2 separate regions of the Mus musculus genome follow, and region 1 is linked to region 2. The links are chromatin loops, found by intact Hi-C in ENCODE. Cell type or tissue: heart. All regions are shown on one strand. Each heading gives the region's core, and the rest is flanking DNA. Links, peaks and the distances in the headings are about the cores only.

Evidence for each region. Peaks named below come from ENCODE experiments on the same cell type or tissue, not always from the same donor. Only the 100,000 strongest peaks of a DNase experiment are listed, where the experiment ranks them.
Region 1: it touches region 2 in a loop (10-fold over the local background); 5 of 42 quality-filtered maps call a loop at or near these places.

The regions. Positions count from the first base shown.
Region 1 is chr13:73,086,791-73,096,542 of GRCm38, reverse strand. No RefSeq gene overlaps it. Among named protein-coding and RNA genes, the nearest start is that of Gm30154, 41 kb to the left of the region's middle. In heart, for the core only: CTCF peaks have their summits at 4,462 (motif pointing left) and 8,542 (motif pointing left); no DNase peak of the experiment used is centred there.
Region 2 is chr13:73,347,578-73,357,329 of GRCm38, reverse strand. No RefSeq gene overlaps it. Among named protein-coding and RNA genes, the nearest start is that of Eprn, 5.1 kb to the right of the region's middle. In heart, for the core only: a CTCF peak has its summit at 5,230; no DNase peak of the experiment used is centred there; H3K27ac peaks cover 989 bases.

The DNA.
Region 1 (9,752 bases), core at 745-8,744, 260 kb after region 2:
ACACTCACACAAACACAGACACACACAGACACACACAGACAGACAGACACACACACACATACACACACACACAAGCTGGAAACCTCGGTGACCATGTTTTGAATTGCACTGAAAGGATCACAGAGCATGTTGGCTCAGTCAGGAATCACTAAACCACTAGGGTACTTCAGGAGGAAAACATCCCCCACTGGTCTGACAAACCTGCATTTCTCCCTCTTTTGTAAGTCCCCTGTAAACAGTCTGGGATGTTCTTGAGGGTGGAGAGGTCAGATTTTGGATTTGATCATTGGCTGAGTGAAAGACACTTCAGCAATAGAGTCTTTCCCAAGAAGGGACCAGTGTATAGTGGATGGTCTCCTGGCCATGGCTTCTCCTTGGGCTCTTTCCAAACTCTATGTCTTTTGGTCTCTGTCTTCAGTGATCTTAACTTCTGGAGCCAAGACTACCACAAAGGCCATGACTCTTAACAGGGGCCCGTGCTTTATCTGGCCTCCTAGTCCCTTCATTTATGCACAGGGCAAAGTAAATTCTTCAAGGACTTGGAAGGGGGCACTGTAAGCAAGGGGCTTCAGACCTCAGGTTCTGTTTCCCATTGAGCGCTGGAAGGCATGGCAGTAACAAAACTTAAAGATCTCTCTTAGTTAGGTTTTCTTTTCTTTTCTTTTTATTAGATATTTTCTTTATATACATTTCAAATTTCAAATGCTATCCAGAAAGTTCCTTATACCCTTCCCCTGCCCTGCTCCCCTACCCACCCATTCCTGCTTCTTGGCCCTGGCATTCCCCTGTACTGGGGCATATAAAGTTTGCAATATCAAGGGCCCTCTCTTCCCAGTGATGGCCAACTAGGCCATCTTCTGCTACATATATGCAGCTAGAGACACGAGCTCTGGGGGTACTGGTTAGTTCATATTGTTGTTCCATCTATAGGGTTGCAGACCCCTTCAGCTCTTGGATACTTTCTGTAGCTCCTCCATTGGGAGCCCTGTGTTCCATCCAACAGATGACTTTGAGCATCCACTTCTGTATTTGCCAGGCACTGGCATAGCCTCATATGAGACAGCTATACCAGGGTCCCTTCATCAAAATCTTTCTGGCATATGCAATAGTGTCTGGGTTTGGTGGCTGATTATGGGATGGATCCCCGGGTGGGGTAGTCTCTGGATAGTCCATCCTTTCGTCTTAGCTCCAAACGTTGTCTCTGTAACTCCTTTCATGGATATTTTGTTCCCTATTCTAAGGAGGAATGAAGTAGCCACCCATTGGTCTTCCCTCTTCTTGATTTTCTTGTGTTTTGCAAATTGTATCTTGGGTGTTTTATTGATTCAACAAAACACCATGAGCAAAAGCAAGCTGCAGGGAGGGGGAGAAGGGTTTATTTGGCTTATACTTCTAGATCATAGCCATCCCTGGAGGAATTTAGTACAGAAACTCATGGAGGGATGGAACCTGGAGGCAGAAGCTGATGCAGAAGTCTTGGAGGGTACTGCTTAATGGCTTGCTTCATATGACTTGCTTAGCTTTTTTTTTTTTTTTTTAAATAGAACTCAGAACCACCAGCCCAGGGATGACACCACCCACAATGGGTAGGCCCTCACTCACTGATCACTAATTGAGAAAATGTCTTACAGCTGGAGCTCATGAAGGCATTTCTTCAACTAAGGCTTTTTCTTATTACTCTAGATTGTGTCTAATTGACACACAAAACTAGCCAGGACAATTCCATAGAGTTATGGACAGTCACACACTGGTGGCTACTGAATCTGACATGTTTCTCCCTTCCTACCATGGGAGAAGGATGGCCCCATGAAGCTGAACCCAAGGTACTTTTCTGAATAGAGATACCAGAGTCTGACTTGTTTTTTATACACAGACATAAACAATTGATTTGGGTCTGTAGCTCAGTACGTGAGTGCGTGACTAGCATCATGAGGGTCCAGTAACACATAAATTGGGTCTGAATGGCACTTACCTATATTTTTAGCACTCAGGAGTCAGAGACAGAATGATCAGAAGTTCAAGGTCTTCCTTACCTACATATCAAATCTGAAGATGAAAGCTTATGCAAGGAGCCCTGGCATGCTACTTGTGTGACACTTGATGCTGACAGGGCTGCTCTCACTAATGCCACCCACCTACCTAGCTACCTAGCTTCTTCTCTTTCTATTCACACATCCAATCAAGAACCCATTCTGTGTGAGCAATACCCACTTTTATAAGGATGTAGAGTTGTTTTTCCCCTCTGTCACATTTATGACATATAGCCTGGTTTCTTATTCTCTAGATCTGTTTCATCCTACCTGCTTATAGTCTGCCTTTATTATTATGTTAGGGTTTCTGGCTTTCAGCCCTAGGCTCCCAATGCATAGCGTTTCTGGAACCACAGTGTGTACCTACATGCCAGGTGCTAAGCACATAGGAAGCATGAGCAAAGCAACATGACGATCCAGAGTCCTTCTGGGAAATAGCAGGTAGCCATCCCTGAGTGGTATGGGGCTCTGAGTGGAGACAGTTCAGAAGTGTCCATCCACAGCAATCATAGAGAATTACACTCTATGAATCATGGGAGTCTCAGATTAGGCAGCATCTTCAAGGTTCCCAAAGTCATCTCTGTCTTTTGAGCTGCTGTAACAGCATGATAGAATGTCGCCCAAATCAGCAACACCATTGCTTACTAGTTCTGTATAACCAACATCCAAGGTCAAGGATCAAGAGGGATGGGAATCCAAAGGCACCAGCAGACTCTGTATGTACCAAGAACGGCTTTTTCTTGGTCCCCAGAATAAACCCATTTTCTTGCTGTGTCCTCCCATGTAAAGGAGAAGGTAAAGGGGCTCTTGTGTGAGACACTAATTCCACTGCTTATGTCTTTTTTCTTATCCTGACACTACTTCATAGTTTCTATATCCTAATTCCATGATTTTGAAGAGTTGGAATGTCAGCCATGATTCTGTAGGAACCCACCTGCAGTCCACCATACTGTCACATCCCAAAAGCAGTGGTCATTACTTGAACGAATGTACCCTGTTGCTTGTGCTGATCTTATCAGTGAGAGGACTTGTCCATGTGTATCACCTGTGTCACTGGAGCAAGAAACTGGTGTTGGCCTTGACTTCCTTTCCTATATCAAGCTGTCCACACGATGGCCATATCTTGCCTGCCTCCTTCCTCAAATGTACCGTATTCACTCCCTCATCTCCTCCCACCCCCAGCCTCTCATGTCACTGGGGGCCTTTTCAAAGGGTACTGCAATTAAGTAGGTTTCTTCTCTTAGATATCTCCTTTATCACAGTTTTGAGCCTATATCCCAGTCACAGGAGGCTTACTTCTCCAGAGTGTCTTCTCCTTGAGGGTTTCAATGACCCTTTGTTGATGGCTTCAAGCCATCGGGTCAGCCCCAATTGCTCTGAAAGTTCCATTGTCAGTTACCTTGTTATTATTGAAATGTGTGCTTATTGCAAAGATGAATCGCAGGGATTCCCACACTCTTCTCAAGAGGGATGCTATTGGATGGGGCAGCAGTGGGACATTGGGTTACAATGGCCCCATCATTGTGAAGTTAGATGACACAGATTCCCAAACACTCCAATAGGCATTAAAATGCATACAACTCCAGACTATTGATGTAGGTGCTTCTATTAGGAGCTACTTGAAGGACTCCATATCTTTCCTGGTCCAACAGAGTCTGATGTTTGTCACCTAATTCTAGTGTCATCTAGATGGACACGTTAGTACCAGAACTCAAGTCATCATTCCCAGAACATGTAACGAAGACCTGTAATCATATTCTACTCCATGGGCTGTGTTTAGACCCAGCTCATACTAAGAAATGTCTCATCATAGTGTTGAGCTATGACCAACTTGAAGCAAGGTCCTGGGAAGAGTATGACTGCCATATTAGCCACATGTGTGTCAGGTGTCCTGGTGAGCAGGAGTGAAGGTCAGGTCTGTTGAGTGTAAGTTGAGTCCTCCTACTGTAACCTGTGTGCAGCTGACCTGCCTGTCAGACCATTTTCTTCTACCAGTGTCATACACTCTGCCAAAGGAGGGATATGTACAAGACAAATGTTTAAAACAGTTTATCAACATGCTGCAGCTGGTACAAATGAATGTTAATCATCTTAAAGAGTGAGGGCCTCCTTTTGCCTGGTACACAGAATAAAGAAACGTACTTTGGGGTCACAAGCATTATGTACTCTTTTTTCCCCCTGTTACAAAATACCTGACAATATTTTGACAAGCAATTTAAAAAAGGAAAGATTTGTAGTAGGTCACCGTTTGAGGGAATCCAGCCCATCATGGTGGGTAATGCATGATAAGAGGAGTGAGAGGAGGCTCATGACATTGTATCCACAGTCAGGAAGCAGAGAGTGAAACCTCAGGGCTTGCCCTCAGTGGACAGCTTCCTTCCATACGGCCCCACTTTCCAAAGGTTCCAAAATCTCCCAAAACAGCACCATCTGCTGGGGACTAAGTGTTCAGACATATAATCCTTTGAAGGCATTTTCTATTCAAACCACACGTGTTCTGGATTCCATAGGCTTACAGTCATCTCATGATGCAAAATGCATTCTTCTGCTTCAAAAGCCTCCACAGTCTTTAACAGCTCAAACACAATTAAAATCCCTAAGTCCAATCTGTTCTTAAAGCAATGTCTTAACTATGATCCTTGTACAACAACAAGCCACATACATCCAATATATAACAATGTAGACTAAACAGTCACGTGCTCAATTTGGAGAACAGGTGGATGGAAAAGGAGAGATAAGAGCGAAACAAGACCCAAATTCAGCAAACACCAGACCCTGCAGATCATGCTCAGCACTGGGGGACTGTGATGGAATCATCTAGGCTTCACTGGTCTTTGGCAGCCCTACCCCTTCATCTCTGCTATCTTCAGCACATGTGACCGCTCTTGGACCGACTCCACCCCACACCTGCAGTTCCCCTTGACAGAGTTCCTGCCACATCCAGCATTGCAACTTAGGGGCTTTAGCTATAACATAAGCTTCACCTTTAAAGCTTTATGCAAAGGCACCTCCTGCCACACACTGCCTCATCTCAGAAGCTTTGTGGAACCTGGGTTCTCTGTTACATCTTGCATGTCTGCGGGACCAGCCTCATGTAGATGCTACTCTCAGATTCTGCTCCAATCGTCAAATGTAGGCTGACACTCTTAGATCACAAATCTAAGTCTGACGTGGTGCCTAAATCTAAGGAAATGCTTCTCTAGTAGTTATGTCCAGCAGGGAACCCTTTCGGTGGCAGTCTCAGTTTAGGCTCTTTCAGGAATATTTGCATTTTGATGAGTTACCACCTCTGGTGAGTGGGTCTTGCCCTCAGGGACCCTTTCCTCTTCCCAGCTGCAGAGCACCAGGCTTTTCTTTAATACTTTTAATCTTTCACGGTTACAGCTGCTTTCTTCACACACTCCTTGTCTGCAATTTTAATCATGCACACAGCCCTTTCCTCAAAACTTTTATTCCATATAAGATTATATATAATTATATATAAAATAAATAAATACATATATTATAATCTTATTTATAAAACCTTATAAATAATATAACCTTATATATGTGCATATATCATATACAGTTATATATCATATACAGTTATATATCACCATATATCACATAAGGATATATATATAAAAGTCTATACATCTCAGCAAACTTCTACACAGTTGGAATGGCCATTTTGAAGCTCTGAAGCTTCACGTTAGATTTTATACTTTCACTATCAAGTAAAAACTATCATTTATGCACTTATCAGCAGAAAACCCTGAAACCAAAGGCCAAAACCTAAAAATCCACAACAGGCTTAAAAGTAGAAAAAAAGTTAGCTTTATATTCACCTCTATGACTCATCCAGGCTGCACATGCCTGGTGTCTTTCTCCTTTGCTTGCAGCTCTCTCACTGAGACTTGGCAAAGAACCAGAAGTAGCAGCCATACAGCCCGAACAGTATACTGTCTTGAAATATCTTCCACCAAACAAACTGAATTCATTACTCTTGAATTGACCCTCACCCAAGTACTCAGGACACCAGCAGAATCCATCCAGATTCCTTGCCAGAATGTAGCAATGTAGCCTCTGGTTCCTGATAGAATTATTACTTCCCACTGAGATCTCATTGCTAGACCTTCATGGGCCATATTTCTCTGGGCATTTGGTTCATTTGAACTTTTAACAGAATGGCCATTACTTAAGCTCTGTTTTCGTACGTAGCTTGCAAATCCAAACTCTTACATATTCCTCCAACCATCCAGTTCAAAAGACACAGGACCCTGTATTGACTAAAGACTGTCATTGCTTACAAGTTGTAGATTTTCAACTTGACAATGTTTACAGTCACCCGAGGAGGGAATCTCAGTTGAGGGATTGCCCAGATATGATTGGCCTGTGGGCATGTTTGTGGGGAATTTTCTTGATTGTTAATTGATGAAGAAGGGTCCAGTCCTCTATGGGTGGCACCATTCCCTGGGCAGGCAGTCCTAGGCTGTGTAACAAAGGTGGCTAAGCATGAACCAGTAAGCAGTGTTCTTCCATGGGTTATGTTCCATGTTCGTCAGGGTTCCTGCCCTGATGTCCTTCAGTGTTTCAGACTGTCTAAAATGTAAGTCCGAACATCCTTTCCTTTCCTAAATACTCTTTTGTTTAGAGAGCTTTATCAAGGCAACAGAAACCAAACCAGAACATTACTCTCTTAAAAGTTTGGCTTTGTTCTTGGCTCAGAAACTCCTTGAGATGAAGGGACCTCGTGCTGTAAAGTTATCATTGTCCCTCTTGCCACCACAGATGAGAGAGGGACACTAGCATGCCTTTCATGTAGCTAATTCTGAGTACTATTTTTGGGGTATCTGGTACATGGCTGGGGGCTCTTGATCCTGCCAGTCCTGGACAAGAAAGAGAGGACATTTCCTGAGCAAGGCATGCATATGACTGAAGGGCTGTGGGTTAAGCGTTATTGATTTTAGAACTGGAGGGCTATTTCCTGAAGTGTAGTTGAGTAGCAGGCTAGTTCTCACTAAATTAATTTTTGTTGCTTTGTGTGTGAAGTTCAGGTGAGAATAATTGGTCTGGGAAGGGGAGCATGCCATCTTAGCAGGATGAGACTGGGACCACGTGGGTCCATTTCCAGGAGTAAGACTTGTTATTTTGAGGCCTTAAGTTATTGGGAGACCACTTAGACTTTTCTTTCAGGCAAACGGAAGTAGAATGAGTGAGCAGGTGAATGGAGCGCTGCTGGGTCTGCTGTTTACCAGAAACTTGTCAGCCTTGTCACCCATTGCTCCAGGTTGGCGAGGGTTACATCCCTCAACTCCAGCGAGACCCACACTCAGCCATCACCTGTGGGGGCTGTGGCTCTACCTGGAGTGTAACGGTCATCACTTTCAAAACCTCATGCATGCACGAACACCAGTCATTGCAGAATTATCTTCTGAGGAACTAGCACCAGGCACTGAGCTGAAGCCAAGACAAACCAACTGGCACATCACAGGTGCCCAGAGGTAGTTGGGCCTGTGTTTCTGATGCTCTACTTGGAAAGACGGGCATCTCAAAGAATGCATTCAGCAACTGACCAGGCACTTTTACTGTTAGAGCCATTTCTTTCCATGATGTCTCGAGGTTAGGATACAAGAAGGGGACATTGCTCCCTTTACATGGCTTATAGTGTGTGTGTGTGTGTGTGTGTGTGTGTGCATGTATCTATGTGCATATGAGTGCAGATGCCCTCAGCATCCAGAAAAGGGCATTGGGTCTCTTGGAGCTGGACTTATAAGCAGTTGTAAAATACCTGATGTAGGTGCTGGTAATCAAACTTAGGTCCTCTTCAAGAGCAACAAGTGGTCTTAACCACCAAGCCATCTTGCCATCCTCTGCATCAGGTTTTAAGTCAGTGTCCAGGTAATGGTACACAATATAGTTGTTGGTGTGGTGTTCAGCGGCCGCTAGGTGTAAACCAAGGAGATGTACACCTGAGCATCTTGAGAAAGCCTAAGGCAAGTCCTCTGCACGATGCCTTGTGGATCTGTCAAGAGTGAACCAGGTCAAACCAGACATGGGTAAGGCTTGGGAGCCAGTTTTCTGGAGTCTATAGATCTTGCACATTGTACTACATGTAACTTCTGGAGCCTTAAAATTCTGTACCTATGTACAGGGGTGCCTGTTTCATTTTTCAGTTTAGTTGTAACATGAATTACCTATTCTGCTATGTCTTCTCTTCCTTCTTTCCACCCAACCTCAAGGAAATGGGGGAAGAGATCTTCCAGCCTAGGCTCCTTTGTGTTTCAGGGTATACAGGGGCAACAGTGAGGGGGTGGGATGTGGGGCAGTAAACTCATGCTCCCAGATGTGTCTTTTTCTAGTGGCCTTGTCTGATGGACAAGGAGCATTAAGTGAACACACACACACACACACACACACACACACACACACACACACACACACACACCTGTTTTTGACCTGTGAGGTAAGTCTACCTAGAACCTGTAGGTGCTGCTGCAAAAATGGACCTGGCACCATCTAGTGGCAATATTTCTGAACAGCAGATACAAGTGTCCTGGGCCCCAGAACTTGACTCTCCCTCTCTCCTTTTCCTCTCCTCTCCTCTCCCCTCCCCTCCCCTCCCCTCCCCTCCCCTCCCCTCCCCTCCCCTCCCCTCCCCTCCCCTCCCCTCCCCTCCCCTCCTCTCCCCTCCCCTCCCCTCCTCTCCTCTCCTCTCCTCTCCTCTCCTCTCCTTTCTCCTCCCTCCCCCTCCCCACTCCTCCCTTCGCTTCCCCCCTCCCTCCTCCCTCCTCTCACCTCTCTCTTCTCTTCTTCTTTTCTGTAGAGGCTTTCTAGGCTACTCCCTAAGCTTAAGTGATTATCCTGCCTCAGCCTCTAAGATCACAGCTGTGTGCCATTGTCTGGCTCAGCCTTACTCCCTTGGTAGTTCATCTGATGGGGCCCTGGGGCTCTGAACAGACAGTAAAAACCATCAAGACCTTATTCGATCTTTTGTAGCCCAGAGATGTCTATGATTCAGAAAGAATTCACCCAGTCCAACCTCACATTCACAGTCTGCTTATCAACGTCTATAGTTACTTGACCTCTATTTGAGATCATATTCAAGTTGCACACCCCACTCACTGAGGAGATGGGGCACAGCTAGTTCAGAGGTCTGCTTATGCTCAGTGAATTAGTGGTGAAGCTAGTCTAGGCCTGTGCTTGCTCTGGAATGAGCATACAGTCCTTGATTGTCCTGTGATAGAGCCCTTCTCCTCCTGTTCTGTCTTCCCATCTCTTCCCTTTCTTAAACTCTCCTTGTATTATCTTTCCCCTTGATAAATGTTTTTTGATCACCCATTCTAAGGTACAGACAGAGGGTACATGTACCACACATAAAAACATGGCTAATCTCAGGATACTGGGCCAAAATTTCTGTGTAGAGTCCAGGCAATACACAGGCTGTAGATACAGGGGTACAATTGTCATAGTGTAGCTGACAGGGACAGTATCCCATATAGGCTATCACTAAGAAGCAGAAAGTATAACCGACCATTGGGGATCCAGGATGCTTGCTGCAGACTCTGAACTTCTGCTACTGGGACCTGTTCTTCCAATTTCACAGTCCTGCCTATCTCCCACCAGCTGTATTCCACCACAGCTCGAAGGAGGGCTGTGACCACATTCCAGGCAAGGAAGCCACAGTGCAGAGTGAGATACAAACCAGTGAGAAGAGACTTCATTTCTTCCAAATCTGTCCAT
Region 2 (9,752 bases), core at 765-8,764:
AAAAAAAAAAAAAAAAGAAGTAAACAGGCAGAATGGGTAGGCTGGGAAGCAAATACTTCAGGATCTAGATCTATAAAATGATCACAGATATTTTACTTACGGAGGCATAGTGGAGAATTTAAAGCATACATAAAGTAAAACAAGCCTGTTCATCCAAGTAAGAACAACAACAAAAATTAAAAAAAAAACAAAAAAACAAGATTTTAATTATGAATGTTTCTCTAAAGAGAAAAAAATTAAGGATGAGACAGGGAAGCATTGTTGACAGGACTCAAGATCACACTGGTGACTTGCCAGTTTCAGCTGAGGAAACCTATCAGGAGCAGAGGTCAGAGGTCAGAGGTTAGCGGAAAGACAGTCATTATGTGTTTTACTGTAGTTAGAAGCACTGAAGAAAGGAGGGAAAGAGACAGGCATGCTCTCTCCACAGTTCCCAGCGCTTCCCTGGGATTCCAGGGAAGAGGGAAGGAAACACAACCAATCAGAGAAGGAACATAGGTTCTCAGAGCTGAAAGGATGAGAGCAATCGGCCACCATTCCGTGGGGGTGAGGATGCTTCCCTGTGCACCTGCCCCAGGCCATGCTCCACTGGGACTGTGGCCCACAGAGAACACTGGATAACAAAGGCAAAGAGAAAACCCAAGTCGTCCAAGGAAGGAGTAGCTCACAAACAAAGGCTGCCAGAGGTAGTGACCCTTTTGCTAAAGGAAACAGGAGCCCTTGAGCAGGGCAAACACACTGTTAACACTTGCTCATCTCATCACTGGACTTGGCAGTTTTATTTATAGAGAACGTCCCTGGAAATACACTTGTGCGTGACACTGACAAAGACACTTTCAGAGACATTGTCATGTGAGTGGAAAGTGAAAAAATCAAATGTTCATGGAAAGAGAGTGTTAACCCAGCCTGCCACCCCTGATGCTGGAGTTCTGTAGAGCCATTTTAAAAGAATGAGGTGTGGACCAGGGAGATGACACAGTGGATAACATGCTTGCTGTGTAACCATGAGGACATGAACTGGGGTTCCTCACACTAACTTAAAAGCAGAGAATGGTGGGTGGCAGGTGTCTGTAGCACCTGTGCTTTGGGGGCTGTGGAGACAGGGGGATCCCCAAAGCACAGCTCAGTTACCAGGGAGTCTGGCCAAGCAATGAGTGCCAGGTTCAGTGAGAGATTCTGTCTCCAAAACTATGGTGGAGAGCAATCAAGAAATATATCCAACATCAACCTCTGGTCTCCATATGTGCTCATATGGGTACCACATATATGTGTCCATGTACACATTCCCAGACACACACATACACACACGCGCGTGCACACACTCACACACACACACACACACAGATGCACATCAGAATATTTACACACATGAAAGAATAAATTGACCTAATAAAAAATGGAAAAAAAAAGGAAAAAAAAAAGAATAAATTGTGACTTCATATATCAAGATGGAGGGATTGTCAAGACGGGAAATAGTTAATAGTGCAGAAAATAAATATCCCAAATATCTCATCAAAATCTGATTTTTCTACACCTACAGAAACAAACACAAATAATCCAGGAATCTAGGTCTTTGCTAGAATTGGAAGACCGGCTCTGACTTTTTATTTGATAAACTTCCACACAATTTCATTTTTGTGCTGTGGGGGGAAAAAACCTAGTTTTAAAAAATCTCTAAGGAATTTTTCTGTGTGTGCCTAATGGGCTGGTTGGCCATACGGTGAGTCACCTTGAGTCTGCAGTGACTGGGCAGCAGGTCTTGATGACTGTGTGACGGTCTGTGGCCCTTGCCAGTGTTTGCCAGCCATGGCAAGCTCTCTTCCTGAGTCTGATGCTGCCGACATGATTACTCCCCTTAGAATTCTGAGTACTTATTTCTTGGCAGAGTGGGTCTGGGTGGCCATGCATTTTCCAATGTGGTGTTGGATTTTCTGCTCCTCTGGTCCCCCAGATGCCAGGTAAATAACTGTCCAGATGCTGATGTTGGAGGACAGAGCCTATGAGATTTCACAGCTCTGTTCACTTAGGGCTTGGAAGGCCTTTGAAAATCCAATGGAATGTCAGATTATTTAGAGTGTGTTAGTTATAGGAACAAGATTACATCTTCCTGTGATTCCGATTCCTGTGGTCTGGGCTGGGTCTGCTACGGTAAAGGATGAGTCTGTGAGTGTGTGTGTGTTCTGTGTATGCGTGTATGTGAGTGAAAATGTGTCTATGCATGTACATGTTTGTGTATATGTGTATGTATGTACATGGTGTATGTGTGCATATCTGAGCTTATGTTTGTGTCTTCTTGTTAAGGTCCTTTTGAAGATTTGTTTATTTATTACATATATATGAGTACACTGTAGCTATACATATGGTTGTGAGCCATCATGTGGTTGCTGGGAACTGACCTCTGTTTGCTCCGGCCCTGCTCAGTCAGGCCCTGCTCAGTCCAGCCCCACTTGCTCCGGCCCAAAGATTTATTTGTTATTATATGCAACTACATTGTAGCTATCTTCAGACACACCAGAAGAGGGCGTCAGATCTCATTACGGATGGTTGTGAGCCCACCATGTGGTTGCTGGGATTTGAACTCAGAACCTCTGGAAGAGCAGTCAGTGCTCTTAACCGCTGAGCCATCTCTCTAGCCCTTGACCCTGGTTCTTATTAAGATCTAGTGGAAGGCTTTACAACCCCTATTGTCATGACTTTCTGCCTGTGGTACCTCCAGAAAACAGGCTAGATCCTCATGGTCTCCAAAAGGCAAAGAAAGCTGTTTCTGTGCTGAAGAGCTTCCGTTGCCTGGAGAGATGGCCACTCTGCCACCAGGGCTAAGTCTCTGCTGCTTTATGAGTATCATCTTTGAGGGAGGATCCACACATAGTCTACATCTGTTGTCATGGCTCTGTGGCATGTGCACAGAACACGTTAAATCCCAGTGGCCATAGGCTTGCACCCAACCCTTGGATCAAGCTCCATTTCTGCTCTGTTCCCCTTAGCAGAAGAGAGGGCCCCCACCCCCAGCCCAGGTGTGCGGCCTGTGCAGAGGTTTTACAAAGGAGGGGGCTTTAACATTCCTTGGAGGATAGAGCAATACTTATCCAAGTATCCCAGAAAGTGCTGCAGTCACACTCATGACTCTGTCTCACGGCAGAGCTGGCTGTTCTGATTGTACTATTTATTTTGACAGGTGTAATTTTTTTTTAGAAACTATTAAAAATATAACACTAAGTTGAAATATGAAAAGTGATTGCTGCACAAGGCCAGTAAATTCAACAGTTTTCAACCCCAGGGTCTCGTTCATTTCCAAATTAATTTTTCTTCCACGGCGTAAGCACGCTGTTAAGTCTTCACAAAATACGGGCTCTCCTCCTTTAATTAAAGAGCAGTCCCTTCTTGAATTGCATTTGATGGTAGAATGAAATGAAGCTCCTCCTGTGGATCCGCATCCTTGGGCTTGAAATTCAGAGTTTAAACTAACTGAACCGTTTGAGGAAAGTACAACTGGTTAATGAAATCAAGAGGGATTGCGAGGAAATGTACTGAATAAGGAGAAAGAATGACTAGAGAAGTGTGGACCCTGAAAGGTGGACCCTTGTTCACTACACTTAGAGGACTGTGGAGGTCCCAGGCCCAGCCGTGTCTGTTATAGGTCCCTACTCCCGTTTCTCCTCCTGAAGTCCAGAGCCAGAACAGACACCCTCCTGACTGACCCGACTCATCTCTGCTTAGGTCAAGGTACCATGTGCCACTTTGCTGAACAGGAAGCCTGTCCCCTCATAGGGTTACACAGGCTTTTGCAGCTGTCCATGGACGAGGCTGTGGGTCAGACTTGAGATCTGCCTCCAGAAGTGTCTGGTGTTGATCCTGGGGTCCCCCCACACACATCCTCCGAGGTTCTCAAGGCAGCTCGGCTCTTTAGGATCAGAGTTGAGAAGGCACCGTGTCACCATTTAAGTTCTCCCTCAGAGGAATTAAAGCCTGGGTGGGCCTCACACCTCGAAGAGTGTGGGAGCCAATCCTGTTCCCTTTCTGCAAGGTCTGTATCATCACCATGTAGTAGGTGATACGCATACTGAGCTCCACCGTGTTTCCATGCCACCCTACACTTACCTGCCTACAGCACTGGGTTTGTGGGCATGGTCTGCACAGATTTTTTGAATGACAAGCTGGTCTCTGGGTGGCAGTCACTGAATCACACATGACTTGGTTGGACCAGCAAAGGGCAGCTTGAGATCCCAAGCAACAGCCTGTCCTGGTAGGGAGAGTTGAGCTATCATAGCCAGATCTTTGCAGACCTGATCTGCTGCCTGCTTCTCTCCCGGAATCCCCATGACACCTGCACCCAGAAGCATCTTCTGGGCTTGTCGGAAGAGATGTCCCCTCCCTGGATTCTAAAATCAGTAGCACAGCTGACCTTGGGAATGCTTGAAGCAATTCCTCCCTCCCTGTGTCTGATTTGTCAATGTGTGTGGAATGACTGCTTCATATTCCTTGATCATCTGAGCTAAATCAACCTCTTCCTGCATGCCTGCTGTGGACTTCTGAATTGGCTGCTGCCAGTGGCAGTCACTCAGCCACTCTTTTGTTTCCCTGCTGTATGCTCTTTCTAGGCATAGAGGGCAGTGGCTATCTTTGCCCTTGTGTGTAGAGTATGAGTGTGCTCACACTCCAAGAAGCTCTTTCACAGTGTTATCTTTGCTCTTCTGAGAGGCTGAGCCAAGAGCCTCTAAGTCCTCAGAACCCCTCTCATGGGTGAGTAATGGCCACAGCACACCATGGAACCAGAGGTTAAATCTGTGACCATCTCTGATGGCCATAGGAGGATCCCCTGTCACCTGATATGTCCTGTGAGGAGAGGAAGTAAAGAGGCAAACTTGGCTTTTCTCAGCAGCACTGGTAGTAGTCATAGTAGCAGTAGCAGCAGGGTTAGGGGAAGAAGAAGGAAGAAGAGGAGGAAGGGAGAAGGGGAGGAGAAGGAGGAGGGGAGGAGAAGGAGGAGGGGAGGAGAAGAAGGAGGAGGAGAAGAAGAAAAGAAGAAGAAAAAGAAGAAGAAGAAGAAGAAGAAGAAGAAGAAGAAGAAGAAGAAGAAGAAGAAGAAGAAGAAGAAGAAGAAGAAGAAGAAGAAGAAGAGCTTGTTTTTGTGTGTGTGTGTGTGTTTGTACATTCCAGACTGACTGGAAGGAGGGAAGGAGAGACGAAAATGGGTCAGCTGGAGAGCTTCATGTCCATAGAGGGCAGTCTAGGAACACCAGATGGACACCTCTACTGGTTCCAGTTTGTTCTTACTTGAGAGAAGATTTGTACTTGCCTGTGCAATGAAATCAACGTGTCTGTTGCTCTTTTCAGAATAAACATTTCCCCTTTGCTGCAGATGAAGACAAGTCATCTGAGATGAGGCCGCCTCTCTAAGGAAGCTAGTCATCCCTGAGGAGATAACCTGGAAGGTGCAGGGTCTGAAGAGAGGCAGAGAGGCTGGTGGGAGCTGCAATGTGGGATACAACAGGGGAGCTAGTGCCCAGGGCCAGTGGTGTATAACTGAGGCTGCCTGCTCTCCCCCTTCTGCGTGTGGCATATGAGCGTGCTCGCACTCCAAGAAGCTTTCCCGGTGTTATCTTTGCTCTGCTGAGAGGCTGAGCCAAGAGCCTCTAAGTCCTCAGAATGCTGCTCATGGGTGAGTAACTTTTCTACCGTAGGGTTAACACAAATGTCCACAGTCTGGAGACAAAGACAGAGACAAGCTCCTGTGGGCTGACTGAGAACAGGGCCTCCTGTGCTGGCGGTGGATTCTGACGTACCCTGGGCATAGCCTTTAATTAAAAACATGGCAGCTGACCCACAGATAGGTGTTAGTGTCAGAGGGTTAACAAAGCAAAGGTGAAAGTCACTGCTCTCCATCTGCCAGTCTTTCCCTCACTTTTGGTTATTCACAGTGGCAACACGGCTGCTAGAGCTCCAGAGGTCGATAATACGTCTTCTTTATCAGATGGTAAACTTAATGATACACTTGGCAAGGCGGAAGAGCCCTGCTGTTAGTTAAACACCACCTTGGCTGTTGCTTGAAGTCATTCTTAGATGAGACTGGTATTGAAACCAGCAGGTTCTGAAGAAGATAGCCCTTCCCTTCAAGGGTGGGCTCACCTCACCGGGCTGAGGCCTTTAAAGGCCATAGCAGACTTGCTTTAGTCTCTGACCTGACCACAGATTTCAGACTCCAGATCATGTCTGCCGCTGCCCTGGACATCTTATGTGGAAGGATCACTCTGAGGAGCTCCCACCAAATCCCAGATAAATTCTTTTTTTCCTCCTGTGGGTTGTTGCTGTCCGGTGGCTACTCCTTGGTGTGGCAGAAATGAGGTGTCTTATCAACTTGTCCTGCCTTTATCACAGAAGAAAAGAAAGCCACGCCCATCTCAAGTCTGCATAAAGAGAGCCACACCCATCTCAAGTCTACACTTCCATCCGTGCATCCAAGAGGATGCGATGTTCATACTGTCTCCAGCCCGTGCTGAGCGGCATGTCCAGGTAGTAATCCCATACTCTGGTCATAGACAAGAGCGCTCAGAAACCAGACAGACTTCCATCTCCCAGCTTCCGTGTTGGACTCACTTATGAAGTGTCTTGATAATTAGATAAAAAGGTAAGTTCCACAGTTCCAATTAGTATCTAGATTCACGTCTGTCCATGGCCAGGGCATCACACAAATGAGGCTGAGTAGCCCCATCACCTCTTCTTTCCTTCCACAAACACACTATAAGGAATGACAAAACCACTTTAAAGAAAAAGAGACAAATTCTTGATTGAGCAGGAGACTAATTCTCAACTAAACCTGTTAAGTTTCTAGCTCTCTAAGTGATTTACTCACATATATGAGATAAAATATAAGTAGAACACGCAAGTCCGACTCCAAAGTGCTATTACTTAGAAACAAAAAGCACTAGACTCCTGACAACTAGGAGATAGGGTCTTTTCCACAATGGGTTTCATGTTCCAGTCACAGGAATCACTGTGTTAATTGTTAGTCAAAATCAAATGTTTTTTTCTCTGAAGCAGAAAAGCAGGCACCTAAGTTTGGTTCACATGTTATTTTGGTTGGGATCAAGAAAGAGAAGAAAAAAAAAAAAACCTTCATTAAAAAGTAGCAAAGCTAGCAGAAATGAAATCTTGTAAAATCAGCACTCATGTCTGGATTCTAAGCTCCAGCTTAAATTCCAGGAGAGGAAGCTAGGATAATATCAGGGTCCAGGTGGCCTCCTAGGAAGCACCTGTGGCAGTGTCCTTGGGAAATGTGAGAGCACCTTCACCCTTGGAAATGTCACTGGGAGGCATGGTAAAACAGATGAGCTCCCAGGATGGCATGAGCCTACTGCAGCAAGGCTGCAATGTCCACAAGGATGGGGTCTCTGCACTGGGCTAAGGAGCTGCTTAGCCAGGGTGCATCCAAGGACCATAAGGTCTGGCTACCCACAAATCCCTAAAAGCATGGGTCAGAAGCTGCTCATAGGAAACCAGCCTGTGCTCAGCCTGTGTTTCAGCCTTGGGTAGTTCAGGTGGACGACCAGGCATGGCCAGCATCACACATCCAAAAGGACAGGACGCCAGTACAAAGTAGGACTGATCCAGGCATGGGGTGAAGATGATTGTGAGGAGAGTCAAACATGGCCTCAGCTCACTTTTTTTCTTTTCATACAGTCAAGGATTTCCTGTCTAGGAAATAGTCCTATCTGTAACTAACATGGGTATTTCCATGTCCAGAAGCCCATCTCCCAGAGTGCTCTAGATTCTGTCAAGTTGACAACATTAACCGTGCCATGAGGTCTATAAGAGTCAGAGGACTAGACAGTCTACATTTTCTATTTTTTCTTCAGTTGATTTTTGATAACTTTTGACCTTTAAATACCATGATGTCCATGTCTCCTGGTTGCCAAAGGTGACAGCATGAAGCTGCTCAGAACATCATTTACCTTGTTGGCAAGGGCAGGACCTGTCACGATAACCCCAGGTCACCTGCTTTCTTAAAGAACCCAAGATCACAAGCCCAGGGATGGCACCACCCAAAGTGGGCTAGGTCCTCTCTCTTAATCACTAACTAAGAAAATTCCCTGTAGTCTTATGATGGTTTGAATAAGCTTGGCCTAAGGATCACACCCCAGTTGACACAGGCTGTATTTGACTTCAGTGCTGGTGTCTTTCAGTTTACTGCTCTTAGAAGGATTTCTCTGTTGTTCTACATTTCATTGGTTTCCATGCTGTTTCTGTTTATTGTTCTATTTCTCATATTTTTGTATGAGTGTGGTGTATGTGCATGTGTGTGTGAGTACATGTACCTTAGCATATGAGGCCAAATGAATATATCTGGTTCCTACCCTATTATGCCAAGCCTTAAGAACAACAACCCTCGAACTGTGAGGCTGTCACAGACAAGAGAGACTATTTACTTAAATGGTCAATTTTTGTTTAAAATGGCCACTCAAATTAAAAGTAAAATTGGGGATCTGGAAAGAGGCTCAGCAGTTAAGAACACTGACTGATCTTCCAGAGGACCAGAGATCAAAGGGTTCTAAGTCTAACTAGAGAGCTATTGGTTACTGTCTTAGGATTTCATTGTTGTGAACAGACACCATGACCAAGGCAACTCTTATAAGGGACAACATTTAATTGGGGCTGCCTTACAGTTTCAGGGTTCAGTCCATTATCATCATGCCAGAATACATTGGAGCATCCAGGCAGACATGGTGTTGGAGAAGGAGCTGAGAATTCTGCATCTTGATCTGAAGGCAGCCAGGAAGAAGACTGTCTTCCAGGCATCAAGGAGAGGGGTATCAAATCCCACCCCTACAATGACACACTTCCTCCAACAAGGCCACACCTACTCCAACGAGGCCACACCTCCTAATAGTGCCACTCCCTGGGCCGAGCATGCTCAGATACGTGAGTCTATGGGGGCCAAACCTGTTCAAACCACTACAGTTAGAGTCAAGATTTGGATGCCACTCCTGTACCTTTGGGGCTATCATGCCACTCTGATCATAACTGTGGTACACAGGTGTCATAGCTGGGTAGACTATTGTTTGCTGTCTTCCTTTAGAAGCTGGGATGGAGCCTTTCTGGTACCATGAAGTTTAGTTTTCAGAAAAGAGGCTTTCAGGTCAGTTCCAGCTCAGGTGCTTTTAGTCCTGTGTCTGAAGTGCACGGTGTCTCCAGGAATGGGGACTTACTTTCTACCTCTGGCAGGCAGCCAAGTGAAATAGCAACGGCCTATGAGGTTTTAGGAGGCTCTTAGACAACACTGACCAACAGTTCGAAAGTAGACAGGCTTTTTGGCCTGGCGTTGGAATTTCTCCTCATCATAGACACCTACCATACCTTGCATGCCTGATAGACTACTTACCATAAAAAAAAAAAGATGAAGCTGAATGGTGTCCTCTTAAATGGCCTATGAGGTTTTAGGAGGCTCTTAGACAACACTGACCAACAGTTCGAAAGTAGACAGGCTTTTTGGCCTGGCGTTGGAATCTCTCCTCATCATAGACACCTACCATACCTTGCATGCCTGATAGACTACTTACCATAAAAAAAAAGATGAAGCTGAATGGTGTCCTCTTAAACTCATCTCAAAGCTGTAGCTCCCATGATAGGAACCATTATGTTACATAATATCCATTTCACCTGTGTTGTTGCATAGTATCCATTTTGCCTAATTTTGTCTATCGGGGCTTTTCTAAGCATGTTCCCTTGGTTAAATGAAGCCCAGATAGGCTAAGGGC